2 separate regions of the Homo sapiens genome follow, and region 2 is linked to region 1. A link is a contact called in ENCODE Hi-C data. All regions are on one chromosome and are shown on one strand. The core of a region is the stretch at or near the end of the contact, and the rest is flanking DNA. Distances in the headings are between cores, read along the strand shown.

Region 1 (3,426 bases), core at 308-2,807:
AACTGACTTATTTTATTTGGAGGAACCCTGATTGGCTGGTGTAGTCAATACTTAGGGGAACTGGGGAAAATTTTTTTATCATGGATGAATGTAAATATAGCACTTGAGGTTGTTTATGATGTAAAAACAGATAGCTTTTAGTTCTAATTGAGCCATTAATAGTAAAACAACAACAGAAAACATTTCTGAATGATTAAGACTTCTGTAATAAAGTTAAAATTGTCTTGTAACAAATTTTCCTAATGTATTTTAAATGTAATACAGTCCTTTGTATTTTATAATGCATTGTAAAAATATAAATATTTTTGTTTTTAAAACAGTGTACAATCTAGTCCAGATTTAGTTACAATTTCTTTTAAAATAATCATTTGTTAGACATATGGTATCATAGTTTCTCTCTAGGTTTCAAAATAATCAGAATACTGGAAAGCAGAACCACTGAATTCAGTAGGTGGAACTTACAAACCCATTTGTTTCCTCTTGAAAACAGCCTTTTTTGTCGCTAAGTAGAAAAATGTTCCTGGCTAAAGATTTTATTAAAATGTATGAATCTTTGGCTCTGTGTAAACTTAGTCTACACCAGATGTGTCTGAGTTACTAAATAGATCATGCAATTTTCTTCTATTCATTTATAGTTGAGAGAGCTTTATTTTTACAGTCTCTGGCCAGAACTGGCCATTTTCTAGTTGTACGGTGTGTTTCAAGAAAATTTTTTAGCCTCTCTGAGTCAATTTTCTCATTCATAAACATGGACAGTAACACCTACCTTGTCTAAATTATAGGATGTTGAAAGGTTCAGGTGGGATAACAAATGTGAAACTACCTTGTGAAAATTTTACTCTCCACTGGTTTACCTTCAGTAATTACTACATATTTATTTTCCATATTGAAGGAAAATGTCACTACATTAGAGAAACTCCACTGAACCCTCAAAATGGGGATTTGAAAATGTATCTTACATTTCTGGCTTAAATTACAAAGGCACAGGAGGTTTGCGGAGTGTGTCTCCTCTGTATTTTGCCACGTTGAGCCCTAGCAGAAGCACTGAGCAATATTTGTTGACAGACTGATCATATTATCAGATTTCTGGCTAAGAAATAAAGCAGAAAGAATTCATACTAGCACCCAAACTTAAAGCAGGCAAGGCAGATAACTTATCCCCAAACTCCTGGGAATTTGCTAAAATTTACCATCAGCAACATTTTACTACATACTGTTCTGGTCTTAGTACTGAATACTGAGTCTCCTTACCTGCTAACTTCAAGGTCCACAGTTTACTGTCCTTTTGCGTTTGTTCTCAGAAGCAAGCTCCAAGTCTTCAGTAAATTCGATCTACCAGTCCTTGCAATTAATCCTTGTTGGCGAGCTGCACAGTATCTTGATACCCTGTAGGGTCGTAAAAGCACAGTCCATTCACAGAGTGCCTGCTCTATAGGCAAGCTTCTTTGCAAAGATGGGTTGCTGCTATTTTTAAGAGGGGAGAGAGCAGGGCACATTTGCTAGCCAATATATACAGATATACAGATTCTTCTTCCTCTTTCAGATTAGCCTTCAAACTGTTAAAGCACTCCCGGAGTCTGACTTCTCTGGTGCAAAGTGGGGGAGGGGAAGGGTCAAAGAGGAAGGAAGAATAGAAACTGGAGACTTGCAGGTTGCGTGTATGTATAAATAAACTTTTCTTCCTAGCTTCAGGAATAGAATTCTCAGGAAATTATTCAGCTGCTCTAAGATGGGAAGCAGGGACGAGTGTTCTCTCTTCAGCTTAGTTCTCTGTGATTTCTGTGACTGTGAGGTCATTAGACTATTTGTAGGTGGGGAAAGATAATCCTGCCAGTATATGCTAATATAACTGGCATTATGTGAAACTTGATCTTAAGTAACATAAATTTCATCTCTCCGTTTCTCTCTCTCTCTCCTTAATGACACTTGTGGCTCTATCCACATTCTAAAAAGCCTTTTCCTTTCTGGTTCCTTTTTGAGCTTTGTTTCCTGAAATCTTCATAACAATAAATTGCCTCCATTGGATTAAAACTGTTGTTTTCTTTTTTTGTCCCACTGAAGATGATCTGGAATGACTGGGCTTGCTGTCAATGGTCCTGTGTTGGAAATTTGGGGGATCAGGCAAGTGTTCTTGGCCTTTGGCTAGGCTCTGAGGTGTTAGAGCTGTGGGGTGCTCAATATGGCTTCTGGAGAAAAGGGACATAGCAGTCTGGTATGTGCTGATTGAAGCCTGGGGCAGCACTTTGATGTTAAAAACCAAATTGGTAAGATCATGATGTGAATTTGTTACATCAATTATCTTGAGTTATATTAAGAAGATTCTATATGGAGATGGGCATAAATATGTTGATGTTAACACTTTGTAAACATGCCCCATAACTAACAACTAGTTTTAGGTACTTGTAAAATATGAGCCCAGCAGTAGCCTTCTGGCTTGCTACCTGCTGTAGGAACAAAGTCATTTACTCAAATTTTGTATCTTTAGGTACAAGAATTACCTCACAACCAACCTGGGACAATCGCTTTAAGGCCCTTGAATCTTTATCTCTTTTCACAGAGTTCTGGATTGTGGTGGTGATGGTGATAGTTGGAGGAAAAGGCTATCCAACCACATTTGAAGGGATGTTAACATTTGGATTCAAGACTAGACTTTCTAATCCTCTCCTAGGGAGTTTTAGTAACTAAACTGACATTCAAACTAGTATTTCTTCAACTGAGTTTGGATCCCCAAATATCTACAGGAAAATTTATAAGTGAGACACAGAGTGAATTATCACTTTTCCTCCAGTCTGAAATGTTACAGCCATTTTGAGCTACAGTGGAAGGGCAATTCATACTCAGGAAATGAAGAAAAGAGAAAGGAGCTAGATCCTTTGTGGGGATAAGAGAGATCAGATTGTTACTGTGTCTATGTAGAAAAGGAAGACACAAGAAATTCCATTTTGATCTGTACCAGGAAAAATTGTTTCTGCTTTGATACCATACCCCAGCACAACACCCGTAAAGGGTCTCTGCTGAGGAGGAGTAGTGAAAGAGGGAGGTCTCTTTGCAGTTGAGATAAGAGGAAGGCTTCTGTCTCCTGCTCCTCCCTGGGAATGGAATGTCTCCTGTAAAGCCAACCATTCCCATTCTTTCTATTCTGAGATAGGATAAAACCGCCCTGTGGCTAGAGGCGAGATATGCTGGCAGAAATACTGCTCTGTTACTCTTTGCTACACTGAGGTGTTTGTATAAAGTGAAACATAAATCTGGCCTACATGCACATCCAGGCACAGTACCTTTCCTTGAATTTATGCATGATACAGATCCTTTGCTCACGTTTTCCTGCTGACCTTCTCCCCACCTGTTGCTCTGCTACACTCCCCTTGCCAAGATAGTAAAAATAATGATCAATAAATACTGAGGGAACTCAGAGACCAGCGCTGG
Region 2 (3,834 bases), core at 635-3,134, 260 kb before region 1:
ACTTTGCCTCCTTCAATCCAATCAAGTTGACACTCAGTATTAACCATCACATGTACCAAGAGCTTCTAACAGGTATGTTGTTTTCCTTGACTCTTGATTGCATCCCAGCAATATACAGGGCATTATGGGAAGAAGTCCTTGGTTTCTCAGAATGGTACCAAGAAATAGATAGCATTGCTAGAGACTGAGGGATCAAGAAAAAATAATTTTTTCTTCAAAGTAACTCACTTCAGAAATTCCACCATAGACACTGGCATTACATAGAGGCAGACAAGCATTTATTTTAATATTGCCCAATAAGCCTCTGATCCCTGATACTTATACCTTTCTGCCCATACCCAGCAGCTTAAGCATTTCTTAAGAGTTTGAGGTCCCCACATACATCCCAAGATGGGTGTTGCCGTAACTACTGTGCAAAATCTGCTATACAAGTTATTATAATGCTTTAAAAATGTAATTCCAAGCTCAGTCTAATAAACTCTCTAAGACAGCATATACAAGTTTAGGGTTAATTTCCATTTTGACCACTGCAGTCATTCTTGATTGGGTTTCACCACACCTCAGATATGCCAGGAGCAGGCAGTTAAAAGGAGCAGGTAGAATTCTACACAGAACTCTGGGCTCAAATTACCCACAGTCTATGCAGTAGCCTTTGGGGAACAGGCATCAAGTTCTGTTTTGCACCACCTCTGCTGAGGTGGTAAGAGCACTGGATTTGAGGTCAGGAGGCTTGGATTTGAATTTCAGTCATACATACCCTCTTGGTAACTGGGTTCTTGTCAAGTGTCCAGGAAGAATCAGGTCACATGGACTTGAAGAGTGTTGAATGTGAAGACTTTATTAAGCAGTGGAAGTGGCCCTCAGCAGAAGGGGAGCTGAAAGGGGGATGGAGCAGGAAGAAGGCCAGGCTTCAGGGAAGCCATTTGTCCACAGATGGCAACTGCTAAAAGGGCATTATTTATAACGCACATCTTCTGGGGCTCCAGAGGTCATGGGCAACTGCTAGACACTGTTGCAAGCTGGTACAGGATTTGTTCCTGCCAGCATCTAAAGGCACTTGACCTGGCTCCTGCACCCACTCACCTGCGTGCTCCCCCTCCCTCAAGGGGTTTGAGGTCAATTTGAGCAAAATGAGTCCCCCCACCCACACCCTTGCAAGTCCCTTGAGGGAGTCAGGGAACTCTCCTGTCCTCCAGTCTCACTACTTCTCTGGGCCTCCTTTTCTCTTCTGTAAAACGTCATGGAAAATCGTGTGACAAGACTGAAAATTGTCAATGCTAAGCAATTCTGAAGTGCTTTTTCTGGGCATCAAGTTCCATTAGATCCCTTAGACTAGAGTATGGACCCTGGGTCACCTCCTTTCTCATTTCTTCCATTCCCACGCTAATGCTAAATAGTAGCACTGTCAAAAAACTGCCAAGGGTGGAAATGGAAGTATCCATTCCTTCCACTTCCACAGAGAAAGCCTAGAATATTTTTTAAAAAATAAGCTATTTACACTTTATAGCAAGCTTTTTTTTTGAGACAGAGTCTTGCTCTGTTGCCCAGGCTGTAGTGCAATGGTGCAATTTCGGCTCACTGCAACCTCCGCCTCCCGGGTTCAAGCGATTCTCTTGCCTCAGACTCCCAAGTAGCTGGGATTACAGGCACCCACCACCATGCCCAGCTAATTTTTTGTATTTTTAGTAGAAATGGGGTTTTGCCATGTTGGCCAGGCTGGTCTCAAACTCCTGACCTCAGGTGATCCACCCACCTCTGCCTCCTAAAGTGCTGGGATTACAGGCATGAGCCTCTGTGCCTGGCCTATAATGAGCTTTTGACTGAGACTCTTAAAGTCCCTTTTCACAGATGGTATAAGGCGTTATTTGAAGGAATGTCACACTCCTCATGAGAGTGAGTCATGAGTTCCATATGAGTCATGTTTTTTTTTTAAACTCTCACTATGACTCCATTACACATTTTGAGCTTTCCACAGACCCTTATTCTCTGCCCCTGTCTACAAGTTCACAATGCCTTTGAAGGATGCTGGCAAAAGCAATGGGGTCATCAGCCTTGGAAAGAAACTCAGAAGTTCTCATGAGGTATGATAAACCTCGTAAGTGTGACAAGATGAGGTTTCTGATCTCAGAGTTAAGTTTATCTCCTGCTGGAAAAGTGTTTGATTTGACTGCTGACAAATCTGTGCACTCTGTATTATGTAGGCTCCAGTGAAAGAGTGAGGTCAAAGACTGCTATTCCCTGATGGGTCAGCCCTTCTCTTCAGAAGCCAGTTGTGAAGGTTTCAGTGTTGAGGGGAAAATTTAGCTTGAGGGATGTGTGTGTTTGTGTTTCCCTCTGCTTAAGCTGTGGTGACCTTGGGAGGGTTGTGAGCTGATTATTTTCTGTAGTGATACACAAGGTAGAGACTGACTTGATAACTGAGGGTTGGGGTTAGTTCTAATATCCTCAGCAATGATTTGGTGCAGGGGCAAACTGAGGAGGAAGCCATGGGAATTGTTAGAAATCAAGGCCGGGCCAGGCACGGTGGCTCATGCCTGCAATCCTAGCACTCTGGGAGGCCAAGGCAGGCAGATCACTTGAGGCCAGGAGTTCGAGACCAGCCTGGCCAACATAGTGAAAACTCGTCTCTACTAAAAATATTACTTTTAATGGCAAAAGCCACAATTACTTTTGCAATAACCTAATACAAAAATTAGCTGGGCATGGTGGCGCATGCCTGTAATCCCAGCTACTAGCTGAGGCATGAGACTTGCTTGAACCTGGGAAATGGAGGTTTCAGTGAACCAAGATCATGCCGTGGCACTCCAACCTGGGCGACAGAGTGAGACTCTGTCTAAAACAGAAAAGAAAAGAAAGAAAAGAAAAGAAAAGAAAAGAAAAGAAAAAAGATATCAAGGCCAAACTCTGATAGGTTATGCCAGTTGTTTACAGAGTGTGGTCTCTGGAACCAGTAACATCAACATCACCTGGGAAATTGATGAAAATTCAAGTTCTTGGGCTGCTCTCCAGACAAGTGAATCTACAGCTTCTACGGTGGAGCCCAGCAATTCACAGTTCAACAAGCCTTCCAGCATGATTCTGATTCATGCTATTGTTTGAGAACTACTGGGTTAAGAGCTTTAGTTCTCAACCTGGGCTGCATACCCAAGTTGTTTGTTTTAAAATAGAAATTCTGGGATGGGGCCCAGTATCCCTAGATAACTCTGATGTTCAGGCAGGATTGAGAACCACAAGCACATTCTCTCCTTAGGGGCAAGTTACTTGGGATTATGGGAAGTTTTTGTCATGGGCCTTTCATCTCCTTGTTGGGATTATAGGTTGGAGTTTTAGGATTACATGGAGTTTCCTGGCCCAGGGCCTGTCTCTGTGATGGAATTGAGGCCGAGTTAAAAAGTGATGGCTGTGCTTCTTGATAGAGAAGTTAGGGTCTGTCTGGCTATTGGTCCCCCATCTCTCTCCTCCCTTAAAAATCTAGGCCAGGTGTGGTGGCTCATGCCTATAATCCCAGCACTTTGGGAGGCCAAGGTGGACAGATCAAGAGGTCAGGAGTTCAAGACCAGCCTGACCAACATGGTGAAACCCTGTCTCTGCTAAAAACACAAAAATTAGCCAGGCGTGGTGGCACGCACCTGTAATCCCAGCTACTCGGGAGCCTGGGGCAGGAGAATCGTTTGAACCTGGGAGGCGGAGGTTGCAGTGAGCCAAGATTGCACCGCTGCACTCCAGCCTGGGTGACAGAGTGCGACTCTGTCTCAAAAAACAAAACAAAGCAAAACAAAACAAAACAAAACAAAAACTCTAGAAGGCCAGGCACGGTGGCTCATGCCTGTAATC

What was found. A loop is a pair of places that touch in the nucleus more often than their neighbours do. Pooled maps may share reads with other maps.
Region 2: a loop to region 1 is called in a map with no recorded cell type, with 5 times the contacts of the local background. The contact joins the enhancer-like site here to the promoter of CYSLTR1 in region 1. A Hi-C loop is called at or near these places in 4 of 37 single-sample maps with no recorded cell type and 5 of 50 pooled maps.

The regions. Positions count from the first base shown.
Region 1 is chrX:78,326,054-78,329,479 of GRCh38, forward strand. It overlaps CYSLTR1 (cysteinyl leukotriene receptor 1), which reads right to left and starts at 1,558. Exons shown (of 3, transcript NM_006639.4): 1 at 1,252-1,558. RefSeq lists an enhancer at 1,730-1,779.
Region 2 is chrX:78,063,192-78,067,025 of GRCh38, forward strand. No RefSeq gene overlaps it. Among named protein-coding and RNA genes, the nearest start is that of PGK1, 39 kb to the right of the region's middle. RefSeq lists an enhancer at 1,809-2,098. Within about 2 kb of position 1,885, at least 5 of the 41 ENCODE cell types and tissues checked have a DNase peak (open chromatin) inside an H3K27ac peak, as active enhancers do.